Linked DNA regions of Mus musculus: regions 2, 3, 4, 5, 6 and 7 are each linked to region 1. A link is a loop called in an ENCODE intact Hi-C map of the cell type or tissue named here. Cell type or tissue: heart. All regions are shown on one strand. Links, peaks and the distances in the headings refer to the core of each region. The heading gives the core; the rest is flanking DNA.

Region 1 (4,490 bases), core at 119-4,118:
ATATAAATGCATGTGTGTGTGTGCACACAAATGCCCTACCTTCCCAACTTCTGTATGTTTCGGGGAAAGTGGGACCCAACAACAATGGGGAAAGACACTAACCAGTTTAAATGAGGAAGAGTTAAAAGAGAAATGTCAGCACGTACCTAATCCCGCCTACATAACACACTGTGGACCAAGGGAGAGGCTGGACTGTTGGTGTTTTGCTCAGATTTAACAGATATTCAATCAGAACAAAATAAATGAAATAAACATAAATGTCTACCCCTTAAAAACATACAGACTCTGTATAGATGGAATGGGATGGAAAAAAAGGAACATTTGCAAACTTGGCGATAAGTAACATGTCCATGTTGCAGTTTAAGGATTTGTTCAGTTACTGAGAAAAGAGTCAAGTATTCGAGCATCACAAGAACTTTAGGACTGTCTGACTCTTAACATCTTTGTCACAAGGGGGCACAACTCTCCTTACAGATTCTGCAGCCAGAGGAAAGCCCTCTCTTTGCCAGAGTCTCTCTGGCCCTGGGCAATCGGCATCTGTCGGTGTGCAGGCTAATGTCTTCACTCAGTATGTATTAGTAAATTCTACCAACAGACAAAAAGTATCAACTCCTTCCAGCCAGGATCACATAAGTAAACCCTATCTTAAAAATCATAAGTAAGGGCTGGTGAGATGGCTCAGTGGGTAAGAGCACTGACTGCTCTTCCAAAGGTCCAGAGTTCAAATCCCAGCAACCACATGGTGGCTCACAACCATCCGTAAGTCAGAAGATCTGACGCCCTCTGCTGGAGTGTCTGAAGACAGCTACAGTGTACTATAATAAATAAATAAATCTTTTTAAAAAAGTCATAAGTAAGAGGCCAGGCGTGGTGGCGCACGCCTTTAATCCCAGCACTCGGGAGGCAGAGGCAGGTGGATTTCTGAGTTCGAGGCCAGCCTGGTCTACAGCGTGAGTTCCAGGACAGCCAGGGCTATACAGAGAAACCCTGTCTCGAAAAACCAAACCAAACCAAACAACAACAACAAAAATCAAAAGTATCAACTCCTTTTAGAAGAAGGAAGAAGGAAAAAGACTGATCTGCCCAAGGCCAGGGAGATCATGTTCTCTTGGGTTTTATGATATTTCTTTATCTCTGTTATCACGTGTATGTCTAATTTGAAGCCAAGACCTTGGTAAAGAGCTTAATTACAGGGCTCTTTTGGGAAAATACAATAGGTATGAGGTCAAAAAAGCTGAAGACTCTTGGTCACTAAACACTCATAACATTGCTTCGGAGCTGTAAGTCTCAGAAACCTGCTTCATCCCCAGGTCTACCTCCATGGTCATCACCAGATTCCAAACATGTCCCCAAATTGACACTCAAAAAGTGAGTGACTAAGGAAGCACTAGAGGTGAACAGTGTGGGAACAGATGAATCTAAGCCACGGGCACACACATCCTTAACTCCACCCTGACCACACTACACTGCTCACACCAAAAAGACTCCTCTGAAAACTAGCTGGCTTGCTCGCACCCAGAAGTTTTACTCAGTGGACCCTCAGGTCACCTATTAAAATACTGTTGTTAGATCAAAATAACCAGATTATAAAGTAGGTTGCCCCCACATCTGGTTGGATCCAGAACAGTCCTCATTAGGACTGGCATGCCAGCTAAGTTCCTTCCAAGAGCAGCAGTGGGCTCCCGATGGCTCCCTCCCGACAGGTACCACATGCCCTTCAGGTTTCTGCTGAGTTGATGGGTACCTCCCTTGCCTGACTGCCACAAAGCAGAGACAATGCCAAGGTGACCGTGCAATTGTCCAGGCAGGAATAAAGGTATCCTACAAGACACTTCTGCCTCCTGTCCCTGGCTATAAGACTGTTGTCACAATAGACCCAAGACATCGGGGTTCCCAGGAGTCCCATGCTAGGAAATGCAAAGACTCGGACTCTGGTTCCAGCCACAGGGTGAGCTGATTTCAGTCTGACAGACTGGTGCTCTAACTGCAGCGATGGGGTGGGTCACGCCTTTCCTAGGACTGATAGTTATTCATTCATGCCTCCTGCCTGCTATTTAAACCTAAATTGCATGTTAGGACAGGGAGATGGCCGGAGGGAGAGTTCTCTCTCTGGATCTCTGTTCTTCCTCCTAATGTGGCCACACTGAATAAACCTCTTTTTCTACTTTTCATAATTATTTGTTTAATTGGCCTATAGAGGTGGTTGGGTGGCTAAAGCTGGCTTAATAAGGCTGCCAGAGCCAAGGCTCTGATCCTGTATGCTCTTCTCTTGGCAGCTTTAACCTAAGGTTTTATGTGTCAGCCCTGGTGTCTGTCCCCTCCGCTGGCAGTATGTACAAGATTGTTCCATACCCATGCAGGGACGATTCAAGGGCAACTGAACTGCGTAAGCAACCTACTGCTGCACTTCACCAAGTGTGGCAGTTTATCTATCGCTACACTCCTATCTTGTTTATAATCTGAGATCCCAGCAGGGGGCACCATGAGAGAGACGCTGATAGAATTAAAACACCCAAATGCTCATGACATTCTCTGTGACATCGTGCTGAGTCAGCCTGGCTTCCCCCCAACTGCAACCAGACTCCACCTTCTGACCCTGATATGCAAAACTGTGTAATCAGAACTAGGTGACAAATCCATGCTGGGAAGAGCAGGCATGACCTCAGCCTTCAAAATTAGAACTACAAGAGCCCTCAGCAGCTCAGAGCGGCTCCTACACAGCTTTTCCCACTTCCTTTAGGACTTTAATTCTCAAGCTAATAAATTTTACCATAAAAATAAGATGATTTTTTTTTTACATTGAACACTGTTTTTTCTTTTAGAGGTTTTTAAAAATTAATTTTAGGAGCTAAGTTTTAGTTGGCTTGGTGGTTAAAAGCACTGGTCGCCTCTTGTAGAGGACCTGGGTTCAGTTCCCAGCACCCACACAGCAGCCCACAGCTAACTCCAGTTCTAGGGGATCCAATGCCGTTTTCTGACTTCTGCCAGCAGCCAACAAAACTCTCAGACATACATGATTTTTTTTTAATTAGTATTTTAGGTTAGTGCGTGAAGTCTTGGGTTATGTTATAGCATTTTCATGTGCAGCATTCATTTTTAATTCCTGTTTTGATAACTGCAAAGATGTGGTGCTTGTGTCCTTCACATTCATTTTTTTAAGATTTATTTACTTATTTTATGTATATGAGTACACTGTAGCTGTACAGATGGTTGTGAGCCATATGCGGTTGCAGGGAATTGAACTCAGGATCTCTGCTCCCTCCGGTCCAAAGATTTATTTATTGTTATGGGTAAGTACACTGTAGCTGTCTTCAGACACCCCAGAAGAGAGCATCATATCTTATTACAGGTGGTTGTGAGCCACCATGTGATTGCTGGTATTTGAACTCAGGACCTTCAGAAGAGCAGTCAGTGCTTTTACCCACTGAGCCATCTGTCTCACCAGCCCCCTTCACATTCATTCTTAACGGCCATCAAACATCTCTTTCAGTGCCCTTTGGCTATACTTTCCAACAGTGCCAGCTCCTCTTTAAATTCCTTCTGATCTGTCAACATCTTTCTGTAACCAATGCACGCCCTTACCCTGAAGGAAACACTCTAGGTAGTGCGGTTTCCCAAGAGGTCAGGAGTCCAAGGGTAGCTCAAATCCGTGATCAACTCCAAGTGTTGACATAAAAGTCTACAACACCATGCATGAACATGTGCATGCCTTAATAGTGTAATTAAAACAAACAAAAATATGGGAGGAGATACACTAAATTATAACAGCAGTTAAATTGGGAGTTTCTGATGTCCTGATAAGAGGAACTATTCTAAAGAGAGGAATCTGTAGCCTGCCCCACTGCTTCCATTGAAATAAGAGACAGCAAAGAATGAAGGTTTCTCCAGGAATCCTGTTTATGGGGAGGGGAAAGACCTCTCTCTCTCTCTCTCTCTCTCTCTCTCTCTCTCTCTCTCTCTCTCTCTCTCTCTCTCTCTCTCTCTCTTGTGTGTGTGTGTGTGTGTGTGTAGGGGTTGAGTAAAAGGTAGTAACTTCCCACTGTAAGAAGTGAGAGAAGGCAGTGAGGAGGGAGGAAGCTGTGCTCTGCAGGCTGCAGGCTGCCAGTCACTGTTTCTAAGAGATGGGATCAGTTTCCATCTTTTCATCAAACGCAGGGTACTAAACTTTTCATCCAGCAAAAAATAAATAAATAAATAAAAATAAAAAAAAATAAAAATTCTACTTCTTAATAAAGTAACCTAGGTTTACTGAGACGCCTGTGCTCTGCACCCTCAGCGTGCATCTCGATAGACTTACAGGGAGGACTAGTGGAAGGCAATCTTCTCTGACCTTTTCCCATGAACTATGACCCAAAAAGGGTAGGATTCAGTTCCAGGTTAGGATCAGGCAAGATAGATGAGCTTCCAGGGAGGGGGCCTAAGGAACAGAGCCACCACTGTTCTTTCTAAAGTGCACTGCCAGGACAAGAAAGTTGCCCTGCAGGCCTGAG
Region 2 (4,490 bases), core at 200-4,199, 190 kb after region 1:
ATGACTTACAACTTTAATTTCTACACTGCTTGGACTACTGAGTATAATCTTGTTGCTTTTAACTTTTGGACTTTGTATCTTAAAAAGATTGGTTGTCGTCACACAGGATCTCTTTCAGCAAGCTTAGCTATTCACCATGGCAGTTATCCATCACTATGAAGAAGCGCATTGAGTGCATATTCATAAGTCCTTCATGGCTTTGGTCTGAATTGGAAAGAGTGTGCTATAGAAGGCCGGTAGTCAGAGATGGGTAAGAGTGTTCTTGAGCTCCTATCAACCTAAGACAGAGGCATACGTCAATGCTATGTTTGTCCTCCATGATGGGTAGACGGGTAAGAAGGAGCAATATAGACACCGACCTAAGACAGGCACAGTCGCCTGGCCACTCTTTACCCTAGACAGGACTATGGAAAACAAGTCAATCTTGTGCCCCCGTCCAGCTACTGGTACTGCTCATCTTTAAAAAACAAAAAGGGGGAATTGTGCTCTTTCCAGCCTTGAGCAGGCTGAGCAGACCTTGAATGTTTGCCAGGTTGGCCTTAATGACCTAGGTGGAGTCATCTGCCTTGGTTGCACATGCAACTTCCTAAAGGAACTTAGAAGAACAGACTGTCCACTGAGCTTGCTTTGGAACATAATCCGGCTGAAACAAAGGATAGGCTTTCATCCCTATGTAAATACAGTGCTGAATATTAAACTTGGAGCCTTGATCAGAACCTTGTCTTGGCTTCATTCTTCTCTCACACCCGTCCCCTTGTCCTTTTCATTTTGCGCCCCCCCCCCCCCCCGTTTCAGGTAAACTCGGTTTGTCCAGGGCCGCTGGATGACTATAAGACCCTACCTCAAATACCCAGATAAAAAGAAAGCAAGTTGAGCAAGCCATGAAGAGCAAGCCAGTAAGCAGCATTTCTTAATTGTTCTGCTTTGTTTCCTGCTTCCAGGTTCCTGGCCTTGAGGTCCTGCTCTGACTTCCTTTGGTGGTGGAATGTGACCTTAAGAATTATAAAATGAAGCCAGGCAGTGGTGACGCACGCCTTTAATCCCAGCACTTGGGAGGCAGAGGCAGGCAAATTTCTGAGTTCGAGGCCAGCCTGGTCTATAAGGACAGCCAGGGCTACACAGAGAAACCCTGTCTCAAAAAACAAACAAAACAAAACAAACAAAAATTTTAAAAATTTATAAAATGAGCCATCTAGTGGCAGCTTATAACTATGTCTAACTCCAGTCCCAGGAGATCTAACACCCTCGTCTGGCCTCAAGCACTCATACACATAAAAATAATTCTTTTTAAAATGTAGATCTAGTTGGGCAAAGTGTTTCATACCTTTAATCTCAGCACTCAGGAGGCAGATGGTTTTCTGTGACTTCCAGGCCAGTTTGGTCTACAGAGTGAGTTCCAGAACAGCCAGAAATACACAGTGAGACCCTGTCTTGAAAAGAAAAAAAGTTGTAAGATGAAATAAACACTTTGCTCTCAAGTTGCTTTTGGTCATGGTGTTTTATCACAGCAAGAGAAATTCTTATCAAGTCAGGTGGTGGTGGCATACACCATTAATCTCAGCACCAGGGAGGCAAGTATATCTGGCCAGCATAGTCTACAAAGCAAGTTCCAGGACAGCCAAGGTTATACAGAGAAACAAACAAACAAACAAAACCAAATAAATGGGAGAATGGGGGGGGGGGGGGCGGAGGGGGTGATGACAGAAAGTGGTACCAGGTTTTTGGAATATTACCATGACAGACTTGATCTTGGTTTGGGGAGGATTGTGGAAGGAGTTGGACGCTTTGGGCTAGAAAAACTATTGAGTTCTCAGAGTTTAGAGAATGTTATGGGAATCTAGAAGATACGGTTGAGAATAGTGCTTATGGTGGAAGCCTGTCTTGTGAAGTTTCAGAGGGAAGTTTGGGAGTCCCTTAGAGCAAATATCAAGGGCCACCTGATATTTTGGATTATGAATCTGTGGTTTATAAAAGGGAAGTGATGGCACTATACCTTTATTCCTAGCACTCTGGAGGCAGAGGCAGGCAAATCTCTGAGTTCAAGGCCGGCCTGGTCTATAACCAGAGCTAAACAGAGAAACCCAGTTTTGGGGGGAAAATTCTGTGTTTCTGTGATTAAGGAGAGACCAGCATCACTGAGGTGAAATCTTCTTTGAAATGTTTTCTCAGAGTCAGCACACAAAAGCTGTGGCCCACAGGGGTCAAGGCTCTACCTTATGCTGGTAGACAAACTTGGTATTGTATAAGTTTCTCCAAGGTGGTCTTAGTCCTGAGAGAGGCCAGGAGAGGCCATTTGTGAAGGTGCAGCCTCAGTTGTAGTTTGAAGCCCCAGGATTGAAAAGGTCATGAAGAAAAGTTGAAGCTTGACACTATGTGCCCAGGTCAGAGTTCCAGAAGAGCGCCCCCTAGAGGCTCTGGGTGAAGGTGCATTTTGAGATGACCACCAAGCACAGCAGCAGCAGTGGAGAGGAGGCTGCCTTGCCTGCACCTGTGAAATGCACTATGAGTCTAGTCTCACTGTGTGCAGATGGCAGGCTCTGAGAGGAGGAGCCGCTCAAACCTGGAGCCAGAATGTCTCACATGGAGTATAACAGTGCTGGGCTTCAGTTTTGTTTCAAATGTAACTGTGCCCTGAAGTCAGAAAATGTGTGTGTGTTTGACTTTACAGAAACCCACAGTTATGAGATTCATAATATTTTATAGAGACTGAACTTTTGAAAAGACTTTGGATGTTTTTTTTTAAAGATTTATTTATTTATTATTTATTTATTTATTATATACACTGTAGCTGTCTTCAGACACACCAGAAGAAGGTGTCAGATCTCATTACAGATGGTTGTGGTTGATGGGATTTGAACTCAGGACCTTCGGAAGAGCTGTCAGTGCTCTTAACCGCTGAGCCATCTCTCCAGCCCCGACTTTGGATGTTTTAAAGAGACTAAACTTTTAACTTGTTTTCATTTTTAAAGATAGTGGTGGGCTGGTGAGACGGCTCAGCGGGTAAGGGCACTGACTGCTCTTCCAAAGGTCCTGAGTTCAAATCCCAGCAACCACATGATGGCTCACAACCACCCATAATGAGATCTGATGCCCTCTTCTGGTATGTCTGAAGTCAGCTACAGTGAACTTATGTATAAAAATAAATAAATCTTAAAAAAAAATGATAGTGGGACATTTAAAAGTTGGAATGTGTGTTTTTTTTTTTAAGATTTATTTACTATTATATCTAAGTACACTGTAGCTGTCTTCAGATGCACCAGAAGAGGGTGTCAGATCTCATTACAGATGGTCATGAGCCACCATGTGGTTGCTGGGATTTGAACTCAGGACCTTCGCAAGAGCAGTCGGTGCTCTTAACCACTGAGCCATCTCTCCAGCCCTGGAATGTGTTTTATATTGTGATGTTGATACTGCTATGAGATCTTGGGGATACACAAGAAAGGAGAGGTTATAGTTTAATAGTGATGTATTTTTGTGACTATTGACAAGAGGTTAGTTGAGCTGGTTGGGTTGTCAACTTGACACAAACATAGACAGAATCCAAAAGGGTTAGCCTCCCAGGGTAGTAGGCAGGTGCAAAGAACCATCCAGGAGGACCTGCCGCCCCCTGCCCGGACTGACGAGTCGGCCCGGCTGTCCCGAGCGCCATGTCGGGTTCTTCTAGCGTCGCCGCCATGAAGAAGGTGGTCCAGCAACTCCGGCTGGAGGCTGGGCTCAACCGCGTGAAGGTTTCCCAGGCAGCTGCAGACTTGAAACAGTTCTGTCTGCAGAATGCTCAACATGACCCTCTGCTGACTGGAGTGTCTTCAAGTACAAATCCCTTCAGACCCCAGAAAGTCTGCTCCTTTTTGTAGTCAGCTATCTTGAGGTTTCTCAAACCACTTTTCATGAACCAGTGAATATTCAAGAGAACTAAATTTGAAGTCTGTACAAAAGCTTCTCTTTAACACGTGCCATAATACACTATCTTCTGCTCGTCAGTCCTTAACATCTACCTCTCTGAATTTCATGGATTTCTGTCTCACAAGGTTTAACTATTTTATATACACTGGCTGTAGCATACAATAAAGCATCATACAAAAAAAAAAAAAAAAAAAAAGAACCATCCAGGAGAGGTCTTCGGTCACTTTGGCATATATTATAATATTCAGAAAACATAAATTAGGTGATTAGATCTTGCTACAATAGGATCTGATTACATGATCCTGTTAACATTTGGCCATGGATGGCAAAACAGCAGCAGCAACAACAAGAAGCAAAACTTGTAAAAATTTTCAAAATGTTTTATAACTATAGACGAAGCTTGAGGAGATGCGGCTATTATTGAAAACCATTTGCTGAGCATAAGTGAAGCCCTTGGTTAACCCTGAGCACTGGAAAAATTGAATAAAACTTAAATATTAAATATAATTGGAGAGAGGGGTGAGAATTTAAAACTTTTTAAAAACCCACAACATTATATCTATGCCAGCATAATAATGTAATTACCC
Region 3 (4,490 bases), core at 236-4,235, 55 kb after region 1:
ATAACAAAACCAACAAAAACCCCTTTAAAAACGATATAGGCACTTTTTTTTAAGCTGAGCGTATTTCTTTAGTTATGCGTATGGAAGCCCAACCACAGAAGGGGTAAAGAAAAAAAGAACTAGGCAAAATATATTTACCTTAGCTTTTTAGAGACTGAGTAGTCAACTTCCATGATTTTCCCATGCAATTCCACTTTACCTTTAAAACAGAAATTTAAAGCACTCAGAACCTCCCAGAGTCAAACCCGCGGGGGTCAAGGAGGGGCTCGCACACTACTCCGCGCTCGGGCTCCTCCTTCTGGAGCCTTCAAGGGGTCTCCACCCGGCCGCAGCTGGGCGAACTTAGCGCCAACTGTGATGAAAAGTGGACGCCCCGGGTAACGAGCGAGGAGGGACGGGCGCAAGCCCGGTTCCGACCCCAGGTATAGCTGTGGGTGGCATTACCGGAAAAACACATTTAATAAAGAGCGGCGCCAATTTGAAAAGATGAGCTCATTTGAAACTCAAGCTGCAAGGCTGGCGCGCCTCGGTCTCTCCGGCCCCCAGCACCCCATCCCGCCATCCCGGGACCCGGAGGCTCCCAGGCGCTCGCCCCCTGCCCTCCCTGACAGCGGTCCCGGGGACACGCACAGGAGTCCCTGGCTCTGCGGACGCCTGCTTTGGGGTGACCCAAAGGTCTCGCCAGCTTGCCCCGCCGCACAGGTTTCCCAAAGAAGGGGGTTCCCTTGCGGGGCCGGGGGTCCCAGGCCCCCGGGAGCGTGGCCCGCCGCGTGCGTGTGCGGGATGCGAGCTGGGAGCGCGCGCGCGGGCGAGTGTCGCGCTCCGACTCCCGTCCGGGCTCCAGCGCGCTCGCGGGCCCCCCGGTCGCCTCTTTCCCGGTTCTCAGCCCGGGCCCCCACCGAGTTGAGACAGGGTACCTCGTAAAAAGGTGCTCCTGGCCGAGCAGGAGGCGGGGAGACGGGAGGCGGAAAGCCCCCAGCCCCGAGTTCTTCTCAATAAAATCGGACAAAAAATTCAGGGAAAAATAGGAGCGCTTCCGAGACCAGAGAGAGGGAACTGAGCTTCGGGAAAGGACCGAGGGAGATGTGCGGTCCGACAAGGGCCAGGTGGGGAAAAACCCCAAGACCTCGAAGGGTTCAGTAGGTGAAGTCGAGGAGATGCCGAAAGTGGGGGGCCAGAAGACAAGAGGGGGTCTCAAAAGGAGAGTGCGGCTTGGGAGACGACAGAGGGCGAGAGGTCTTTGGCACGAGGCATGGGAAGAAGGAAGGTCTGGCTAGGAGGAGAGATGCTGGATTTGGGGGGGTCCCTGGCAAAGGGGGTACTAGAAGGGTCTAGAAAAAGAAAAACGGGGGACTCTGCAAAGGTGGGGGCGGGGGAAGCTCTGGAGAGCAGCTGGGCACTCCAGGGGCGCTCCTAGGGAGCCAGCGAGCCTGGGGACCCTCGGAGGGGCACAGGGTCGCCTCGACTCTGAGGCCCAAGGGTCTGTGTTAGCCCCCGCGGTGGGGGCAGGGCAGCCGGCCATCCCGGAGCCAGCCCGCCGCGAGAGTCGCGGGGCTGGTGCGTGAAAGTGAGCGTGAGGGCTCGGGAGTCGCGGCGGGCGCGGCCCATGGGGCTCGGCCTCCCCGCTGCCGCCGTCCCGAGCCGGCGAGGCGCGGCGTGGGCTGCGCCGAGTGCTCACCCGAGAGGGTCTCGATGGCGCGGATGGCCCAGTTCTGGTCGGGGTAGTCCACGAAGGCGTAGCCGGACTTGAGTAGGACCTGTCCCGCCAGGGGCAGCTTCCTGTCCCCGAAGAGCTGCCGGAGGTCGTCGGCGGTGACGGCGGGGCTCAGGTTCCCAATGTACAGCTTGTTCATCATCCGCGTCTTCCCGAGAGCCCGCGGCTCCCCCGGCCCGGCACCCGGCGCTCCCGCCGCCTCCGCTGCCCTCCTCTCTCCTCCTGCGCCCGCCCCCGCCCCCACCCTCGCCCTCAGCCTGGCTCCCCCCACCGCGGCCGGCCCGGCCCGCCCGGGGGCAGAGGCGGAGGCGGGGACTCGGCGCGGCTGCCTCCTCCGGGCAGAGTCCCGAGCGGGCGTGCGGACAAAGCGCTTGCTCTGCCTCCCGGTGCCGGGGCGGCGGCGGCGGGCGGACGCACCCCGCGCGCCTGAGAGTTGGAGCGGCGTGTGCACCGCCGAGAGTGCGCGCCCTGCCCGTCCCGCGCCGCGCGCTCCGAGGGCTCGGCGCTCCCAGGCTGCGCGCCCGGCGGGCGGAAGCGGCGGCGGCCCCAACGGGGCCGGGAGCGGCGGAGCCAGGCGGCGCGCGGGAGGTGAGGGGCGCGGACGTGGGCGGGGTGTGTGCAAGGTGGACGCGACGTGGGCGCGGGGCCAGAGTGAGGTGCACCTTGAGGAGAGCTCTGCACGCTAGGGCTGACAACTTTCCTCGCGCGTCCCGAGCCACGCACCGATCTAGAGACTCGCTGCGAGCCAAGCTCTTGGAAGAAGGGGGCGCATGTGGTCAAAGGACGGAGGAACACACGGGTCCCCTCCCCCAGACCGTGTATTCTAGTAAAGTTACCGTGGCGCCGAGCCTCGGTTTCCCCAACCAAGAAAGGAGAGCCAGACCCGAGGCCAGGTGATGGCCGAGGTGACGATGCACAGGCTGAGGGGCGGGTTTCAGTCCCAGGCTTGGTAGGCGTTCCCTGAACTCTGGAAGGAACTGGAGAGGGAAGGAACTGGAGAAGAAAGTTGTCCTTCCACGCGGAGGACGGAAGAGGCAGGGTCCTAGTCCCTCTCCCGGGAAGGAGCCAGACAGATTGCCAAGCGGCAATCTAAGTCACATGGCTCCGTGGGAATCGTAGAAATAAAGGGCTCCAGAAAAGAACGGAGGGATTTTGAGGTGAGATGGCTTTGGACTTCTGTGTGATCCGGGAAGTGTTCCTTGGTTTTTTAGAAGGCTTACGTGTTGGGAGGTATGTCTGGGTGGAGAAGTCACCATGGGCCATAGGGTCTGTCTCCTCTATACTCAGATCCAGCAGTATGCCCCAAAGTGTGCCAACATCCCTGAGCCTAACTTTTATCCCTAGAGAAAATAAAACAACCACCCCTTGTGAGGGTGACATAAAAGGCTAGCTGAGTAATGTGTGACACACTGCACTCTGCTTCCATTTCTTTACCCAGGGAAACTTAAAAGCTGGGTGGACAGGACAGGGGGAGCGGTCCTTAATTACTTGTCTTGATAAGGAAGTGATGGATGATTCTTTCTCATCTAGATATTTACTGACATCTCAATTCTAGCTTTCATCAACTATCCACACATTTTCCTCTCTGGACTTTACTGCTTCTAGAACTGGGAATAGGGCTTTGATAGTGTTGCCCAGACTGACAGATAAACCAGGGATAGATGCTTCCTGAGTAAAATGTGGAAGAAGCTCGCCAGTGAAAACAACTTGTGAGTGCTGCACAACTCACGGCAGACTGGAAGCCGCCTTCAGATTATTTACACGGAGGCTGCTAATTAGGCCGTCATCTTTGTAAGGCTATGTTTGCCCATTCACAGTAAGTCATAGTTACAGGCTACAGAAGACAAGGAATTACCACGGGTTGGTGTTCTCCCTGGCTGAAAGGTTAGGGAGCCTTTTTGGTTGTTGCATTACATTTTCAAACATGTCAAGTGTTTGTGGCCAAACCATGGCTACCCTGAAGAGCAGCACATGCAGTAGACCGATTCTTTCTTAGCATAGGTTTCCGGGGGTGAGGGGAGCCCTCTTTTACACTGCCTCTGAGATTACTTGCAGACATCTTTCTGGGAGGTAGCTGCTTTTTGCTGTCTTTAGTGTGTTCTATCTTGTTGACATTGTAAATGGTATTTCAAGAAGATAGCACGGCCTTAGTGATCACAAAGGACACTTTTCTCCACACCTCTTGTGGTTTTTCTGACTTGTTTTTGTTTTTGTTTTTGGTACTGCAACAAAGTATCGGCCAAAAGAAGTTGGAGCAAAGAAGGGTTTACTTTGGCTCACAGTTTGAGGAGTCTTTCTTGGTCACATGGCATTCACAGCTAGGATGCAAAGCCCAGCGCTGGTGTTCAGGTCCCTTTCTTCTTTTTATGTAGTCTAGAACTCCTACCCGAGAACCTGTGCCACCTCTATCTATAATAGGTCCTCCACACTAAACCTAGTCCTGTGTCCTCTGTGGTGATTCGAAATCTCATCGAATTGACAAGATTAAGCATCATAACATTCCACCCCAGCTCCCTAAAGTTTTGCTTTCTTCTCGTAATAAAAATACATTTAGTCCAATTCTAAAAGCCCCTATAATCTTAAATATTCCTAACACTGTTTGAAAAGTCCCAAGTCTCTCTAAAGACTGAGGGTTATCACTTCATTGAGAACCACTATAATGTTAATAAGCAAGTTGCCCATTTCTGGTAACAATGCCATTATAAAGACTCCCATTCCAGAGGGAGGAAAAATCCTGACTAAAACAGAAGCAAAGGGCAGCAGGGCAAACAAGATC
Region 4 (4,490 bases), core at 258-4,257, 460 kb after region 1:
CTACGATGAAAACTCTTCACTCCAGATCCCTAATCAAGCAGCAGTCCAAGCAAGGGTAGGCACCCGGATGGAGAAGGCATGGCTCTGCTCCTCCTTTAGTTCACTGCCTTCTGATGACTTCACATCTACTCACTATAAAGAACAAGGAAAGGCCTTCCTGGCCATCCTTACCAATGCAATCCAAAATCCAGCCAACGGTCCCATCTCCGCCACAGGCAAGAACACGGAAGTCTGGGGTATCATGAAAGAAGTTCAATCTGGAAAGAAAGGCCACAGTGCTCTTGTTATTAGGTCACTAACACTGTTAATATTTCAACAGGTATCAAGTGTGCAGTGAGTGCATGCATACGTGTGTGTGTGTGTGTGTATGTGTGTGTGTGAGTGTGTGTGTATGTGTGTGTGTGAGTGTGTGTGTGCGTGTGTGTGTACGTGTGTGTGTGTGTGTGTGCGTGTGTGTGTGTGTGTACGTGTGTGTGTGTGTGTACGTGTGTGTGTGTGTGTGCGCGTGCACGCATTTGTGAGTGTGGTGCTGGGGATTGAACCCTGGTGCCCAGCATATGCTAAACAAACTATCAATGAGCTACATGACAGTCTTAGCACGTGACACTTCTGGTCCTCCCCAGTCCCTGGAATCAGATTCTTCCAGGATCGGAAGAGTCACTTAGCACTCTGGAACCAGAATTTACTGTGTAGTGCTCCCAGCTATGGAGAAGAATCAGTTATGTGTGTATATGTATGTGGGGTGCTGACTTCCTAATAGAAGGAGACTCTGACCCAACATTCAGCATGTAGAAAGCCACTTTTGAGAATTCCTCTACGATTTGAGGAATTCTCAGTTTTCACATTTTGGCAACAACACAAAGCATCCCTAATATTTGGACTCCTCTCAGACTCTCCTGACTGCTGTCTCTAATACTACACCTCCTTAAGAGAGGTTCACTTAATTATCTGGGTCTTTATTTTCTCCTCTGAGGGCCCCCTGCCATGGGGAGCGAGACCCCATTTTCCCTGGGAGCATGAAGCCGGAAGAGCAGGACCTGGGGTCCACTGACCTTCTGGTGAGTCTGTGGGTATAATTCAGAGGTTTGTGAACTTGGAAGAGAAAATATAATGTTAATATCTTCTCTGATCTCTAACTGACACTTAGCATTTCTTTCAATTATGAATGTAGACAGCAGACCACAGAGGCTTCAATAGCACCTGCAACTTTGTCACAGTGAATATAACAGCTGTTTCAACACTTCAGTTAGGCTGTACTGTAGGTTCCATGCTATCATTTCTGGAGCTTGTGGCTTTCAGTTTACAGTCATTATTGAACCTGACTATGGGTATTGTTGTTTAGTGTGTTGAGAGAAGACATTCTCTTATGTACCACAAATTTGTCTTTTTAGTTTTGGGTAACCACTTCTCAACATAATTAGCTTCACTGGAAATCACATATTATTTCATATTATGCTTTAGAAAAAAATTATTTTAGATGGAGTTCATACTCTACCAGATTGTGACTGGAGTCCCTGGCAGAAAAAGTCAAGAACCCTTGCTTTGGGGGAAAATGTGACCGATGGACACCTTGAGGTGCCGTTATGTCTCTCTTCCCAGACAGATGGTCTGAGGAGTCCCAGGGGCGCTCTGAGCACGGATGCCTATGTTGGCAAGTCACTATTCTCTCTCCCTTCTCTTGCAGAACCCTACTCCAGGCAGTACATTCTGAGTAGAGGCTCCCGTCAGCTGGACGGCCTGTCTGCGTACAGATAAACAGGCACATTGAAGGTGCTCTGGGCTCAGCAGCCCTGGAAGTAGGCCCTGAGCTTGTCACCCACAGGAAAACCAATCAAAGGCCGAGAAGGCTGTGCTCCTAAAATACCCTAGGAGAGAGCAGGGCCGAAAAGGCACTTGATGTTTTGGTACATGGCGGTGCTATCCGGCAGTAACTGGCAGTAACCAGCAGTAACCGGTTGACACGTGGCTATGTGGCAACTGGGAGAGTCTGGACCGACTTCTGAGTAAATTTTACAGATTGGTGAATGTGCACCTGTGTGTCGTTCTCCTTTTAACTGGGTCTCGTGCTTCCATTTCTATAAATAATCTCCGTGCCAGACAACGGAAAGACAGGGACAGGTTCCATTTTTAGACACCTTACTCCAGCCCCCTTGGAGGAATCTCAATGACTCTAGAGTAGAAATGCAGGTCAGGAGGTGTAAAAGCTCAGATCAGACGTGGAAGTTGGTGCTGGCAGAGCTGCCAGCAGGTGGCACTAGGGCACCACCTATGACTGGCTAAATGGCATCAAGGCCAGCTCCACCCACCAGACCTTCAGATGAGCCATCTATGTCCTGCCCCCTCCCCTCTAACAGCTCTTTCTGTCTGGCTAGGGGTCAGGGAGGTGGGAGAAGGGTTAGGAGATCTGTAATCTCTGCAAAGCTGGGTAATTCAGGGAAAGAATGTTTCAATGACAGAAATGCTCCCATAGCAAAAGACATGACAGACTTGGAGTGACATCATTACACACTACGACGATATCAGCCAAGAGCCTTGCAAGTAAGTCCAAGGAAGTCAGCAGTGTGACCTCCCTGTCCGTCCAATGACTGGGTCATAGTTTCCCTCTGACATCAACACCTCCTTCAGAGACAAGGTAGACAGGGCAACTTCCTAAATAAGAACCAGGGCCAAGGTGAGGGGTAGGCAGAAAAAGCCAGGAGACAAAGAAAGGTGTTTTCTTCAGAGACCAAAGCAGGGCAGAGTGAAGACGACTGTCCATACCCTGGTGTAGGTCCCCCATTGTCCAGGTTGAAAACTTGTTCGGGGTTGAGCAGGTAGTGAAATTTCCGAAGAATTCTACAGGGGAAAAAACACAATAGAGGCGAGAAATGGTAAGGTAGTAGTCACATGGGGGCAAATACCTTTGGACCCATCTGTGGTGAAATCTGCCAGTTGTTTAAACCTAAGACAGGGAGTGATGGGTGCAGACCCGCTATCCCAGTACACCTAGCATCCCCATATCCTTCCCTCTGGCCAAAAGCTGCCCCTCCATCTGACTCCAGCCCCACCCTATGGACTGCTTATTGCTATGGGAGAGAATAGGACTGCTGTCCTACATAGTTTCCTTCCTGTTAGAGACCTCTGGGTATTCTGCATGGTTTAAGTAGGGTGATTTCATCTATTGTTGACTGTCCAGAGGTGCTGAAGGCCCCCAAGGAGTGGGCCCAGCATCCTCATAAGAGTACATGCAGGAGGAGGTGGGGCTGGAGGCAATGGCTATGTCTGGGTTTGGTTTCTAGGCTCTACCTTGAGACTAGCTCAGGCTAGAGGTGGGGTCCTCATAGTACTTGGCCCTACCTAATTTTATTTTTTCTAAGCCTGAAATCCTGCTCTCTGTACCATCTGCTCATTTCCCAGACTGAGCAGGCCTGGGAGGCAGAGTGCTTCTGTCTGCCCCCCATGTCTTCCCACCCCGCTGAGCTTACTCCAGTTTCGCCCAAACCTGCGTTTCCTTCACTGATACGGTGGGGTTGGGGCTAGGCCAGGTAGTCCTAAGCAGGTGAACCTCACCAAGTCTTTTAAACCAAGAAGAGACTTGTGATGGCATAGGATAAAACAGGTCCCTTAGAACTTGATTCTAGCGACCTTTACCGGGGCTCATGTGGCAGGTCCAAGGCTAAGCACTAGGTCTATTCTAATCCTTAAGGTAACCTGTGAGAGGTAATATCATTGCTATCATGTCGCAGGGGCGGAAACTGAGGCACAGGCTATTAACTCACCTGGGCCAGATGATGAGCTGGCCACGGGTCCATGTTTTTTTGACTGTACAGTCTACTATGTTGGGGCTGAGGGAAGGAAGGGGGTTGGGTCGGGTTGTTTTAGCCTATTTTAAAAGAAAAGAGGACCTACCTTTCTCCTTGTCTTCCTCCACTCTTGGGGTTCACCAGGACCAGCAGGGGATGCGTCCCCGGGCTAGGGATGATCTTATACTTAAAAATGAGAAGAAAGAGATGTGAGCTTTATTCAGTCGTGACATGAGATGAAAGCAGGTGGATGGGAGGCAGGCCCAGGCGTGGAGGAGAGGAGGGGGGCTGCTTGTCTGCCGGCTGAGCTTCCTGGGGGAGACATGGCTGATTCCAGCCCAAGGGACTTTTAAAGGGGGGCTAATGGCAATGAGGGTTGGAGGTCGGGATCAGAGCGGAATGACACCCGCTTAAAATTATACCTACAACACGAGATCAAAATAGTCTAGCATAGCAGTTCTCAACCTTCCCAATGCTGCAACCCTTTAATACAGTTCCTCATGTTGTGATGACCCCAACCACAAATGTATTTTGTTACTTCATAACTGTAGTGCTGCTACTGTTATGAATCAATACAGATATCTAATATGCAAGATGTCTAGTTTGTGGCCCCGAGGGGTCTCGACCCACAGGTTGAGAACCACAGGTCTAGAGGGTACATCCAACAACATCCATGAATGCCCTTGGGGTGCTCAGGGCCCAGCACTA
Region 5 (4,490 bases), core at 255-4,254, 450 kb after region 1:
CACCCTGTTAAGACTTGTTGAAAACAGAGCCTGTGACGAGTTCCGAGTTCCACAGGCTCCAGGAATTATTTTGTAGTCTCTTAACTTCCTGTCACTGATACCTGGCCATCCTGACCTTTCAGCTAATCCAAAAATAGAGAGCAGGGAGGAAGAAGCCCGAGAACTCAGAGGAAGCAATGTGCTGGGTGACTGTGTTCAAGACTTCTCTCCAGGAGATGTCTGCAGTTAGAAGGGCCATCAAGCTGACTAGCAGAGTCTTCAATGATTCCGGCTGGTATATGAGTATATGGTGGCACTGAGCCCAAGAAACTCCCTGGACAGGCCCGAAGAGTCTGTCTTACTCAACTCTCTATCTATTAAATGCGTTCTGTTTCCACCCCGGGGCACCACAGTGGCTGTATAACCGTTATCTTTATAGTTGCAAGGCAGCAACCATTTGTTCAATAGGCATTTCACATCTTTCACAGCAGCAGACACTACAGGCATCTCTTTGCCAGGGGTGTGTGCGCACGCAACTATGTTTAAGCATTATAAGGAGGTAGAACTGGTTTGGTTTACATACCTACTTCTCTCAAAAGTTTGGGAAGTCAAATAGGAAGCAAGACCTTTTGCAAATGTCAGCCCTGCCCTCTGTCAGGGTTGCGGACTGGGCGCTTATTTTCTCAAGATTTTTACCTTCCACCTTTTAAAGAGCAAGCACACAAACCTCGCAAACATTCTATGAAAAGAAGGCTAAGGGGACTCCAATGAGATCAAAAGTCACATTTCCTTACTCGTCTACAATATGACAATAAACATGCACAAACTAAAGATATATGAAAAGAACAGTGGACAGATACCCTTGGAGTATTGGAGCCAGGTGGGGAAGCGTGGTGGCCCCCAAAGGTGATGGGTTTCTGTTCCAATGCTCTTCCTTGGAGGGCAATTCGCTTCTTCTTTCCTCCCCCCCCCCCCTCGGTGACTCCCTTCCTTCCTTCCTCCTGGAAGAATGCATTGAAACCATGTTTCCTAGCGCTTGCACTTGTGTTTAGGGCCTGGGTATCTAGTTGAGGGAAGGCTGTCTACAGGGCACTGAGTGGAGACAGGCAGGTACTGGGAACTCTGGCCCTTCCAGCCAGAGCTGTGTGCAGAAAGGGAAGATGTATTGACAGTTCTAATGGTAGCCATGCTTGAACCTGCCTACTGGAAGCTCCTGGGCAGCCTAGCCTGTCCATCTGTCTGTCTGTCCTGTGGCCAGCTTCCTCTCTTTCCTTGTGTCCCTCTCCTTCATTACCTAACATCTGTGCCTCCAACCCACTTCCTGTATTCATTCTGCTCCTGTGTTGTCTCCATTCTCTGAGGCCTCACTCAGGGTCACCAGCATCAGAAGGCTCCCAGGGGCTGGTTAAAAATGCAGAGCCCCAGACCTGGCTGAGAGCTATGGAGTCAGATTACAAATCAGAATCTGGTGCAGAGAGGAACTTCCATGTTTAAAAGAGGTGCTGTGAGCTCTCTCCTTCTGGATTTGGAGAACTTCCTTTACTCCACAGCTTGTAGCTGTGTGAAGATGAGGGTGGGTGTGCAGAGCCCACAGCTGAGCAGGCACAAGATCCTTGCTTGGACGCACACAAAGGCAACAGGGAAATAGGATAATTGGCTTGGGTGCACCACAGGCACTCGGTAAACATCAGTGCGTTATACAATGGTTATGGCAGGAAAAGGATCTGAGGTGTGTGTGTGTGTGTGTGTGTGTGTGTGTGTGCACCTTCCCTGCAGGTGGCCCTGAAAGAGGGCTTGGATAGATAAATTGGGGACTGTGGGGTGGGGAGGGGGATAAGCCAGTTAGGACACAGGAACCCCTAGTGCACCACCTCCACATTCAGTCTTATACCCTGGACCCACTATGCCTTGCTTGCTTCAGTCATAGCAATGAGCGCAGGAGTGTAGGAGTGAGAAGATGAAAGCAAACCCCTTCACCTGAAACTGTTCTTCACTCAGAACACTAGGAAAAATCCAAACAAAACAGGCAACAACAACAAAACCCACTGCAGATGTGGTAACTCTACAAACCTTTTGTAACTGGAAGATCATTAGTTTTAGCCCTTTTCTCTCCCATGCTTCTAGTCTTAGCCTTACTAAAAAATAAAATGCCTTCACTAAACCTGATATCCCCTGGAGCTGTCTTTTAGACCCCATCTCCATCCCACACCCTTACCACCCACCCCTCAGTCTGGTGCCAGAGGATGGCCTGGAGGAGCTCATATGCACAGTGGCTTAAACAATCTCACACACAGGAAGGAGGGAAGGAAGGATGCTCAGACCCAGGGCTGGCCTGGGGACAGGAGGGTAAGGGGGTGTGTCATTGCTCTTCAGGAGCCCCAATCCTTTCCATAAGACAGGGACAAGGCCTAAGGACTGCTGTGCTAATGACTACATAAGCCTGCCACTGTAGAGAACACACAGTAGGTGTCCTTCCCAGGACCACCATCTTAAGCCCCAGATCAATTTAAGAATAGAAGAGGGGACTGGAGAGATGGCTCAGTGGTTAAGAGCACTGGCTGTTACTTCAAAGGACTTGGGCTCAACCCCTAGCACCTGCATGGCAGCTACCACACGCATCTGTAACTCTAGTTGGAGAGGGTACAGTGCCCTCTTCTGGCCTCTGTGGGTACCTGGCACAGACATAACGGTAGGCAAAATGCATTTATTTTATTTTATTTTTTTAAAGAATACACTCAAACTGGGTGGTAGTGGTGCATACCTTTAGTCCCAGTACTTGGAAGGCAGAGGCAAGCAGATCTCTAAGTTTGAAGCCAGCCTGGTCTGTATAGTGAGTTCTAGACCAGCCAGGGCTACACAGAGAAATCCTGTCTCAATAAATAAATAAATAAATAAATAAATAAATAAATAAATAAATAAATAAAAAAAAACTCAAATCAAAACAACCAACCAAAATACCACTCATCATATTGTTACCAACAACCTAGGAAATAGTGCATACTCTGAATTGGGAGCTGAGTTCAGTGTGGCAAACTGATTGAGTTATACTAACTAGACTGGAGGATGGAAGGAAGCACAGGCGGCATTGTCCATCTGTGAGTGTGTGTGTGTGTGTGTGTGTGTGTGTGTGTGTGTGTGTGAGTGTGTGAGTGTATTGCACATCTGCATGTGTGCACTGTGTGTGTGCATATGTGTACTGGTGCACGCAAGCATACACTTGTACACAGGAGGGTGGATTCAGGCACATTAAGCCCTTCTGTCTAATACATGGAGAACACTGATGGTCTGTGATAAGGGCTATATGGAGTCACAGTGGACTCAGCCTGAGAGGCAGCAACAGAAGAACCCTCCTAGGTGTGTATGAAGCTCTTATAGTATGTGTGGTTGGGCTGGGTGGAGGCGAGTGAGCCCAAGGAAAGTCTGCCTAGCCTGGTCCAGGCAAGCAGCCATTCCTCGTGGTCAGAGTTCTCAAATCTTCACACTCACATGAGGGTTTCTTCCTGGCCTTATCTCTTGTTTGTTTTCCTTAATTAGCTGAAGGATATATACAAAGAAAAATTAAGTCTTTTCTCCTGTTAGCTAAAATGGCAGGAGTAAGAACTTCTTCTACAGTCCAGGGGTAGAATGTCTATGGGTTCAAGGTGGCCACACCATGCCAGATTTGCAGGTCAGGGCTAGGGACAAAGAGAACAGACAAGGAGTAGGGGTCTGGAAGGGTCAATGGACACTTGTTGGTCATGCAGAAAAGCAGTTGATGGCCAACTTACCACACCAATGGAGAAATAGTTGTTCATGATGTTGTATGGGACTTGGTCTCCATTCTCCACCTCTTCCCTGGGCATGACCTCTAGGTACCAACGGTCCAGCATCACCAAGGGGCTCTGTTCAATTTCCTTCAGGATTTTGGTCAAGCTGCCCCCTTCGTAACCTATGAACACGGGTATGGTATGTACCACCAGAGTGGAGAAGCAAGGCTGTTGCTCAGGCCTTTGTGGCTAGAATACTTCTAGGTGTCTTTGGGCTGGAGACACCTATGTTCTCTGATCCAGAGAGAAGCGGGAGGACAGTAAGGAGTAATTAGCAAGCATTTGGGTGTGAGTTGGAAGCCTGAGAGCAAGGTATAGAATACATGTTGGCTAGAGGCAGTCATGGTCCGGAGCTGAAGCCAGCCCTGGAGAGTGAGTGAGCTGATGAGTGAACTTATGCTATTTGTAGGAATGGATAGAACTAAGGAGTATGTTAAGCAAAATAGCTAGACTTAGGTATTATTATGTTTTCTTTCATATGTAGGATAAAGATTAAGCACATATGTTTATCTATCTACCTATCTATCTTCTACCTATCACCATTTATCCACCCACCCACCTACCAGACATGAAAGTAGAACGATGTATGGCTAGGAATGGCTGCCATGGACTCATGTGTTTGAATTCTTGGCCTATAGGGAGAAAGTGGCACTATCAGGAGATGTGGCCTTGTTGGAGGAAGCGTGTCACTGTGGGTGTGGGCTT
Region 6 (4,490 bases), core at 363-4,362, 270 kb before region 1:
CATAGCTATACCCTCTACAGAAGTGTTCTGACAGCCTTAGTAAAGACAGGTGCCAGGGCTGAATTCCTTCTCCCCTGGAGGTCTAAGGGATTTGTGGCAAGTAATGAATTCAGTTCCTATGACTCTGGCTTGTGGTTATCAGACTAAGAACTTCTGTTCTCCCACCTCCTTGTTTCCTGCCAAGTGAGGAAGTCTACCCTCAGCTCATAGAGATCACCCCACATATCCTTGCCATGTGGAACCCTTCAACATGGCCACATGCTTCCTTGTAGCTACTGTGCGAGAAAGAGAGAGGTGGCAGACAGGTGACATGGTTTTGATGACAGTGATAGTTATGTATCCGTAGTCATGTTGATCTTACCCTGTTGATAGGAAGAAGCGAGTCCTGCACATGCTCATGGGAGTCTACTCATGGGGTGACACTGGTGCCTTGCCCAAGGCAGCTTCTCTACCCAAACACCACTGCGGCGTCCTCTTACTTTTTCCTCTAGTTTGCTGTTGGTGGATGGCTGCCACTGGGATATTTTAACGAATGGAAATGGGACAATCAAAATCAGATGGGTAAACATATCCACTCACTGTGAGTAGTGCAGTGTGCTGCGACTCTAGAAACAACTGGGCATGTGTGTGCATGCGGCCAGTCTGACCTCAGCAGAAGATCTGTGTGCAAGATGCTCTGCCTCATGTCCACCAGCTGGTGTGCAAGTGGAAAAGGACAGTGAGTGGGGCAGACAGACCAGCTCTCTGTCTCACATGACAGTGGGACGTGGGATAGGTCCCATCTACCAGTTGGGAACATGATCTGCCATTCAGTAATTACTTCCTCGGTCTCTCCTTTCAGAGTTCAAGGTCGTCCCAGGCTGTGCAGCTAGTTTGAGGCCCGCCTGGGAAACTTGAGACGAAATCTCAAAACAATAACACTGTTTCTTTAAGCTCCTTAAAGGACATTGTCACGTTATGCCTACTGCCAGAGGCACTGTGTGCACACCTGTTTCCTCAGACTTTCAAACGGAGGTTGTTGCCATATCAACAAAATAAAAGGATCTCAAACCCTTTGCAAGCAGGAAGTGGCATCTTGCTTTATTTCCATTTCTTTAACTAATGTTTAAATTGAACATTTTTCTTATGAGCTTTCTATCTTTTCATCTGTAACTTAACTGGTAGGTGGGCCTTTTCCTTGTTCATCTCATTCCTACATTTATCCACATTAATGATTCTTTTTAATTAACAGGTTTTTCATACAACATATTTTCATTATGTTTTCTTCTCCCCTAACCTAACTCTTCTCAGATCCTTCCCACTTCCATACCATCTCAAATTTATCTCTTTATCTTAATAATTATTGAACTCACAATTGTACAAGCTGTTTCTTTTTACATTTTGTCAATTTTATAAATTCCTCCAAATAAACTCCCTCTTTGGTTCGTTGGATATATATATCCATTGTAACATACTTACCCACACTCATTTTCAAGTCATGAAGGAGTTCTTTGTCTTCTCTAAAAATATCACCATGTGGTTTTCATGGAAACTGTCCCTGGACTGAGTTGTTTAGCCCTTTCATTCAGACCTGGTGCTGACTCTGAGATGTAGCCCTGGCTGGAGGAGGAGGCAGGAGTCTCTTCTTCCCCCTTTTCTTCAGTTTCAGGCCATCTGAAGTGCAGCCCATCTGCTGGGAAAGCCGCTGTCCACGATGGAGCCACAGCCGGGGTCAGAGAGGGAAGAGTGCGTGCTGGGAGTGACTTCCTCAGTACAGAAGAACAGGTTCATGTTTCTGCATGGATGTAAAGCAGAGCTTGTGTGAACTTAACAGAATATACCTTAACAAAGCCATTTGATGCTCTTCTGTGTGGCTTACTTTACTATTTTGCCTATTGTCTTATTGATTGCCTTTCAGGATTCTGGGATACTTTAGCTAGAGGTTAACTCGCTTCTCTGACAAAATGATTCCTGAGCAATTCCAGCAACATTGCACTTTCCCTTTCAAATGTGAAAGTATTTCAAGAATATTTTTCTGGTTTACAGTAGGTGGCAGCAATGGATTATCTCACTAGGCTCAGCATGCAATGAGGCAAGTGCAGGGAAATAAAAGCATGTGCCTTACATGTAGGAGCGTGTAGTGGTGCTGTCTCAGAAATGCACACCATCACCTGTGACTGTTTCGTAGCCCAGCTATGCAGTGAGCACCAGTTTACACTCCTCTGGGAAAATACACTTAAGGTTTTATTAAGTCACAGCTTGTCTTGCAATGTGTGAATTCTGCGCATGCATGTATGTGTACATGTGTATGGGGGTACATGTGTGTGTATACATGTATAAGGGACATTGTATCCGGGTACACATGTTTGTTGTGCATGTGGAGGTCAGAGGAGAGCTTTGGGTGACTTCCTTTATTACTAACTTATTCCTTTGAGACATGGCCTCTAACTGAGCCCGGAACTAGTGACCAGCGAGCCCCTCCACCATCTTGCTCCTACACCACAGGGCTAAGGCTAGAGAGCCACACACCCACTCCTGGCTCTGCTGTGTTGTCCTGGAATCAGAGCTCTGTCGCTCACACTTGAGCAGAAGGGCTCTTTACATACTGAGCCATTTTAAAACACCAGCCTGTCCTCTAAAGGATACACTTTTCAAAGATACGTATTTAGTACAGCCCTGAGTAATTTAATAGACTAAACTATGCTAAGATCGAGTCTTTTCCAGGCCAGTGCTTCCGTTGTGAGTAGGTTTCAGTGGAACCATGCCTTGCTGATTTAAATTTCAGGTCTGATATCATCTCATAGTATTTATCATTGTTATTTCTAGAATGGGGTGTTCCCTATGAAGTTAGCCTTTGGCTGAAGTCCACTCAGGATAGAAGCAAGCCAATCCACCGCTACAGCGGGCAGTCCCGGGATACACTTGTGTAGGCAGGAGAAGGCCAGTACAATGGACCAGTGCTCATTCGCTGTCAGAGAGGCCAGGACCAACCAACCAACCAGAGACCGTGACAGAAGTGTGAGCAATGGCTTCCACTTCTCCCTTTTAGAACAGCCTCAGAATGAGAAAAAAAAAAAAAAAAAAAAAGTGAAGATGGCAGGGGAACAACTCCAAAATTCAGTGTTCAAGGGAAAATTCCATCCTGTCCTGAATTCTGTGTGTAAAAATGTCTTAAGGAAACCAGGTTCTCAGATCTACACACCATGCTTTTTCAGGGCAGGGCTGCATACTAGTTTGTTAACGGATCTCAGTTTGCTGCCAGCACAGACTAGCATGCTTTTTACTGAGTGAATAAGTGAAATTATCTACTTCTTCTCGGTGCCAACCACATTCTTTTCAATATCTTTCTAAAATCGCTCCTTTCTTCATATGCCCTGTAGTGGGCTATGCCACACACTGAAGTGTGAGTTAGCTCTTCCTCTCCAGCAAGAGCATGGGCAGACTGAGACAGTTACAGTCAAGGGAGGCTAGCCAGCACAGGGGAGTGCCTGGGATGGAGGCTTTGGAGATAATTTTCAAAGAAAATTCCAAGAATTTTGCATCAAGGAAAATTGAAAATGAGGCTCTAGGGTGTGGCAAGTGTTCCCAGACCCAGCGCTACTTACCTCACAGTGGTTTCTATGTCTCTAAAGTACCCAGGCCCCAGGAGCTGACCTGCTGCCCTCTGCTCCCTTCGTGGTAGACGTGTTGGATTTCCACCTAAACTTGCAAGGTGTGCTTCTTTGTTTCATGTTTGCACTCCTTTGCTACAGAGGCATCAATTCTGCTAGGACTTTCTCTTCTGTTACTTTGTAGATTTCAGATTGCCCACAGCAGCTGACTATGATTTGCCTCGTGCTCCAGCAGCAGACGTGTGTGTGTGTGTGTGTGTGTGTGTGTGTGTGTGTGTGTGTGTGTGTGTGTGTGATTTTTACCAGCCACAGATAGTTTCTGTGATTGTGTGACATTTGGAATTCTGGAGAATTCTCAGGAAGGTATTTAAAGGCTAGAGCACCAAGAAGTTTATGGGTTGTTGGTTGGTTGCTGTTGGTTGTTGTTGGTTGCAGTTGGTTGCAGTTGGTCACAGTTTATTAAGTAGTCCTATGCAAGAATAAATTAGATATTCTGACAGCAAAGATGAAACTTGTTCCAAGGAGCTCGACATTGTTAATCAGCAGGACGTCGTCTAATGATAACATCACCCCCTTTCCTTTCTATTTCTCCTAGCTAGTGTTGGGGGTTGAAAAGGTGAAAAAAGGGTGGAGAAGGGTGGAAGAAAGAAGAACCCATGAAGTAGCAAAAGACAGCTACAGAAACCTCTGTGTGTGGTTTCCAGGGTATCTGTACACTGCCGAGTCCTCTTCTCGCACACTTTGCTCTGTTTTTGCCATCTCTTACTTAAGTTACCTGCCAAGCTTTAATCCTCAGCCATATTGAGATTAGGTCAGAACTTATGGATTCATTTGGGCAGAAGTAGTTTTTAGCCACCAGCAGTTTCTATCTGTTACTAAAACAGACAGGTCTCCCTTATT
Region 7 (4,490 bases), core at 170-4,169, 160 kb after region 1:
GCCCAGCAGTTAAGAGTACTTACTGACTTTAGGAAGAGCAGGGTTTGTGCCCCACTACCCACCACATCAGGTAGCTCAAAATTGTACACATGGCCCAAAAAGGGGATCGTGCACACACCTCCAGGAGTTTTTAACCTCAGTACTCAGAAACCAGAGGCAGGAGAATCTCATGAGTTTGAAGCCAGCCAGCCTGGTATACATAATTTGAGTTTACCTCAATATTTGAGGTAAATACAATACAGGCAGAGCTACAACAAAGTCTCTAAAAACAAAAAATTTGAGTTTAAGTATTACACAACTTTCAAGTTTAGAAATAAATCAGAAAGTCGATTTTTAGTACTTTTTCCCCCCAATTATTTCCAATTAAGTAGTCAGGTCAGCAGGATGTGTTGATTCACACCTTAAACCACAGCATTAGGGAGGCAGAGGCAGGCAAACGCCTGGGGTTGAGACTAGCCTGGTCTACAGAGCTAAGTTCCAAGACAGGGACATAGAGTAACTCTACCTCAAATATTGAAAATCACCAGAAGGTGCATCTTACTAAAAACAAAAAAACCAAACCTCTAACAGGAGTAACAATTTCTCAGCTCTTTCAAAATGGTACCCACTTTCATTCAATTGCTTTTTTTCTCCCTTGAGTAATGTGACCCACAGCTAATACTAGGAAAAATTTCCACAGGTATGATGATGCATACCTATTTAGTCCCAAAGCAACAACAAAAAACTATTTGCTTTTAATTCTAAACAGACTAACTTCAACTTCGGAAGGCAGGCTCAACATCGTAAGGTACATGTGGGTGAAATTAGGAGCTCAAACAATACGAACTTACAAGTTGGGATGTAGTTTAGTAGTAGGGGCTTGCCCATCACTGAGACTAGGTCCCATTCTCCATTATCAGAAAAACAACATTCTGTCCCACTCCCCCATCGCTTTCTTTCCTTAGGTAAAAGGCACGCACTGGTTGACACTGAACTTTAAATTGTCTTAGGGACTCATCTCCGTATATAAAAGATTACATCCGTTCAAATTACTCTTTTTGGGTTCAAGTTCACCATGGAAGTCCAAGAATGCTCTCTACCAAACCGTCAAAGGCCTTTTAGAGTTTACTAACCAAAAAAATAAACTGTGAACTAGTGGTTAAGTGTTCCTGTGAACTTTTTGCGAAAATAAAAACGTTAGTACAGGAAGGGCAAAACAGCCATTCTTATGATGCTTGTAAGCCGTTTCCAAACTGCAATTACCTGTTCACTGAGCCCTGGACTTCCGCATCTTCACGTGACAGTTTTTAATCTAAACTCTACAGCCACGCCACATGCGCCTCATTTGTTCAGCTTTGGGGCTGGGTCTAGTCCAGGCCCATTGTATACAATCTAATCAACCTCTACCGATTTTCACCCTCTGGGAGGTGGAAGCTTAAAAATAAAATCCCGTCGACTTCAGAGTTTAATAGCGCCATCAATTGTCGCCAATGGTTTCTCCTTCCCAAGTCCCCCCAGGGGTAGGGAGGCTCTATACAACAACGCCTAACGACCTTGCGTTCTATTCCAGTAAGCTCTCAACAATGGGAGAAACGCTGTAGCACAAAGCCCTCCAACTAACGGGGCCCCCAATCCCCCTCAGCCGTTTCCGTCTCCAGATGCTCCAAGAGCCCCCTACAGCTAGCTGTCCCTTACCGGGACCAGGAGGCCCTCCATCAACCGAAAAGCATCAGTCAGTCCCCATAGGCTCCCGGCCACACGTGGCTTTTCTCCGCTTCACCCTTGGACCCCGGGTGGCGAGGCGGCAAAGCCTGGCTGCAGGGAGCGGCGGCTCCGCCATTTTGTGCCTCTGGCAGCGCGCCCGGCCCGCGAGCCCAAGATGGCTGCGGCGCGGCTTCGCAGGAGAGCAACGGCGAAAGAAGATACCGTTCCCATCCCCCAACGCCGACGGACGCCGCGGCCATCTTTAGCCTCCCCCCGCCCCGTAACGGGGGGAAAGGAAAAAAAAAAAAAACGGTCGTGGCGGGTGCGAGGCACACAGCCCGCCCGCGGCCTCCCTCCGACGAGAAGCGCCGGCCACCAGGCCCTCCGGCGCCCCGGCTCCCTCCGCACGTCAGGCTCCCGACACCCGGCTGCACCGGGCCGAGAGGCCTAGAAGAAGTAGCAGGGTGGGGACCGCGGCCGCCCGCGCAACTCCGCGCTTACCCGCTCGCCGTAGTTCTGCTCGCCGCTGTCGCTCATGACTCCGGGTCGCTGTCACCGCTACGGGCCTTTCCTGAAGCTGTCAAGCTCCCGCCTTCCTTACAGAGGCTCCGCCGCAGCCTAGCGCGACGCCACACTTTTGCGAGGAGCTCGAAGCCGACACGCTCCGCACCACCTCCGCACCGGTCTAACACTGCCGGATGTGACGCCACGCTCTTTAACCTGGTCCCACCCACTCCCCCGAAGGCGCGCTTTCCTGGCCCCTCCCACTTCGACGCGCCTTCCAACCGCTTTCTCCTGCAGGGGCGCTTCCCAAACCGGACGTGACGTCTACCTTACCGCCCTGCCCCTCCCCTCCCCTAGTACCCGGCCACAGCGTGGCGGGAAAGTGTGCGCCTGCCTTTGGGCGTCTGTTGTGGTCTCCTCGGGACACCGTGATGTCCGTAGCCTTGCCACACTCGTTTCTGGAACCTTCTAGAGAACCGTCCTGGGTGGAAGAAGAGAAGAGATGGTTGTACATTCCTCCATGCCTTTGTTCTGTCTCACTAGTTTCCTCTCCTTTTGTTCTCTCATGATCTAGGAGAGAACACAGCCACACACTGGATTCTCACCTCCCGTTTATTTAGACTTAATTCTAGAGCTTTCCTTCCTAAATAAAACCTCCATTTAAAACTCTCGCAATTTAAACCGGGCATTAATGGTGCATGCCTTTAATCCCAGCACTAAAGAGGCAGAGACAAGCAGATCCCTGAGTTTGGGGACAGCTTGGTCTACACGGAGAAACCCTAGCTCAAAGCAAACAAACAAATTGAGGTTTGAGACAAAGCCTCATTGTGTTGCCTGGGTTGACCTTGAACCCACCGTGTATGTTATATAGCCTAGGCTGATGTTAGGAATGTATTAACCCTTCTGGGTCAGCCTCCCAAATCCTGGGATTATAGTTATGAACTATCAATCCTATGGCCTGGTGTGGTAATACACGCCTTTAAGGCGGATCTCTGTGAGTTCCAGGTAAGCCGAATATACAAAGCGAGTTCCAGGACAGTCAGGATTACACAGAGAAACCTGGTCTCATTCCCCACCCTGACTCCCACCTGGGGAAATGGAAAGGAAAGAAAGAAATGGAGAAAGGAAAGCCAGGCAGGGTGGTGCACACTTGTAATCCTTGTAATCGCAGCATGAGAGGTGAGCCCAAGGACAGTTAGCTGTTTAAGGCCAACCTGGGCTACATGAGCGGGCCCCCTTCAAAAAGTGACACAAAACAGAAAATAATTCAAGAGAAACGGGCCTGTAGTAATGGATTTCTGTTTGGGAGAAGCCGCCTGCCCTCTAGCCTCTAAGGATAGCATGAAAGAACACTGAAGATATCTATAGAAAACCATGCCAAATGAGTTCTTGAGATGAATACCATTTTGACAGTCTTCTTGTTTGGTTTGGTTTGGTTTTTTTTTTTTTTTTTTTTTTTTTGGTTTTTCGAGATAGGATTTCTCTGTGTAGCCCTGGCTGTCCTGGAACTCACTCTGTAGACCAGGCTGACCTTGAACTCAGAAATCAACCTGCCTCTGCCTCCCAAGTGCTGAGATTAAAGGCATGCACTACTGCCCAGCGACAGTCACATAGCTTCCGTGAATATTCTGAGCTACAGGATGATCCAACACTCGCAGTTTCAATGAATAAAACAAAAGCTAATTAATGAAAGAACTGTAGTTAATCTGGCCAGCCCAGCTTTACACAGTCACCAACCACGTCATCATTTCAACGTGAGCTCATGTCCACCAGATGGTGTCAAGCCTCAACAAGACCAGACAGCCCTGGGCAGCAGCTCCACATCTGGCCAACATTACTAGTGCCAGCTACTAGTTCCAACAGCACTAGCCAACATCAGCTCCCTAATATTTACTGTCTAAGTTTTCTTCTTCCTGTACTATGGATCGAACCCACAGATTTACCATTCCAGGCAAGCACACCACAACTGTACTGTGACCTCCGTCCCTCAGTTACATACCCTTGCTTTTTTTTGGGGGGGGGGGCTGTCAAGACAGGGTTTCTCTGTATAGCCCTGGCTGTCCTAGAACTCACTTTGTAGACCAGGCTGGCCTCGAACTCAGAAATCCGCCTGCCTCTGCCTCCTGAGTGCTGGGACTAAAGGTGTGCGCCACCACACCCGGCTATACCCTTGCATTTTTAAGCTGCAGATATTCTGGATCACTTATTACTATGGTTTTCCCATTAGAGTTGGGTGTGGTGGCACACCTATAATCCCAGCACTTGAGGAATAGGGGCAGGAGAATCAAGAGTCCAAAATTAGA

The links. Peaks named below come from ENCODE experiments on the same cell type or tissue, not always from the same donor. Only the 100,000 strongest peaks of a DNase experiment are listed, where the experiment ranks them.
Region 2: it touches region 1 in a loop (12-fold over the local background); 11 of 42 quality-filtered maps call a loop at or near these places.
Region 3: it touches region 1 in a loop (2.4-fold over the local background); 4 of 42 quality-filtered maps call a loop at or near these places.
Region 4: it touches region 1 in a loop (2.3-fold over the local background); 2 of 42 quality-filtered maps call a loop at or near these places.
Region 5: it touches region 1 in a loop (2.5-fold over the local background); 3 of 42 quality-filtered maps call a loop at or near these places.
Region 6: it touches region 1 in a loop (4-fold over the local background); 2 of 42 quality-filtered maps call a loop at or near these places.
Region 7: a loop joins it to region 1, with 2.2 times the contacts of the local background. A loop is called at or near these places in 3 of 42 quality-filtered maps.

Annotation. Positions count from the first base shown.
Region 1 is chr16:22,105,756-22,110,245 of GRCm38, forward strand. All of the region lies in intron 2 of Igf2bp2 (insulin-like growth factor 2 mRNA binding protein 2), which reads right to left. Among named protein-coding and RNA genes, the nearest start is that of Igf2bp2, 55 kb to the right of the region's middle. In heart, for the core only: CTCF peaks have their summits at 478 (motif pointing right) and 2,464 (motif pointing right); a DNase peak (open chromatin) is centred at 2,566; H3K4me3 peaks cover 313 bases; H3K27ac peaks cover 1,002 bases.
Region 2 is chr16:22,291,380-22,295,869 of GRCm38, forward strand. It overlaps the pseudogene Gng5-ps. Among named protein-coding and RNA genes, the nearest start is that of Tra2b, 28 kb to the left of the region's middle. In heart, for the core only: CTCF peaks have their summits at 1,216 (motif pointing left) and 2,397 (motif pointing left); no DNase peak of the experiment used is centred there.
Region 3 is chr16:22,161,108-22,165,597 of GRCm38, forward strand. Igf2bp2 (insulin-like growth factor 2 mRNA binding protein 2) reads right to left here and starts at 2,192. Exons shown (of 16, transcript NM_183029.2): 1 at 1,679-2,192; 2 at 139-199. The coding sequence starts at 1,856. In heart, for the core only: no CTCF peak of the experiment used is centred there; a DNase peak (open chromatin) is centred at 2,014; H3K4me3 peaks cover 3,297 bases; H3K27ac peaks cover 2,802 bases.
Region 4 is chr16:22,562,527-22,567,016 of GRCm38, forward strand. Dgkg (diacylglycerol kinase, gamma) reads right to left here. Exons shown (of 25, transcript NM_138650.2): 15 at 3,889-3,968; 16 at 2,761-2,835; 17 at 172-257. Gm15651 (a long non-coding RNA gene) reads left to right here. Exons shown (of 3, transcript XR_384735.4): 3 at 647-657. Among named protein-coding and RNA genes, the nearest start is that of Gm41433, 20 kb to the right of the region's middle. In heart, for the core only: a CTCF peak has its summit at 2,239 (motif pointing right); DNase peaks (open chromatin) are centred at 1,815 and 2,225; H3K4me3 peaks cover 533 bases; H3K27ac peaks cover 1,756 bases.
Region 5 is chr16:22,552,580-22,557,069 of GRCm38, forward strand. Dgkg (diacylglycerol kinase, gamma) reads right to left here. Exons shown (of 25, transcript NM_138650.2): 19 at 3,747-3,907. The region is part of intron 2 of Gm15651 (a long non-coding RNA gene); the gene reads left to right. Among named protein-coding and RNA genes, the nearest start is that of Gm15651, 15 kb to the left of the region's middle. In heart, for the core only: a CTCF peak has its summit at 2,637 (motif pointing left); no DNase peak of the experiment used is centred there; H3K27ac peaks cover 1,074 bases.
Region 6 is chr16:21,834,837-21,839,326 of GRCm38, forward strand. It overlaps a transcript of Map3k13 not described here. Among named protein-coding and RNA genes, the nearest start is that of Gm26744, 8.8 kb to the right of the region's middle. In heart, for the core only: a CTCF peak has its summit at 2,028 (motif pointing right); no DNase peak of the experiment used is centred there.
Region 7 is chr16:22,263,557-22,268,046 of GRCm38, forward strand. It overlaps Tra2b (transformer 2 beta), which reads right to left and starts at 2,449. Exons shown (of 9, transcript NM_009186.5): 1 at 2,185-2,449. The coding sequence starts at 2,220. In heart, for the core only: a CTCF peak has its summit at 2,461; DNase peaks (open chromatin) are centred at 1,825 and 2,465; H3K4me3 peaks cover 3,133 bases; H3K27ac peaks cover 3,132 bases.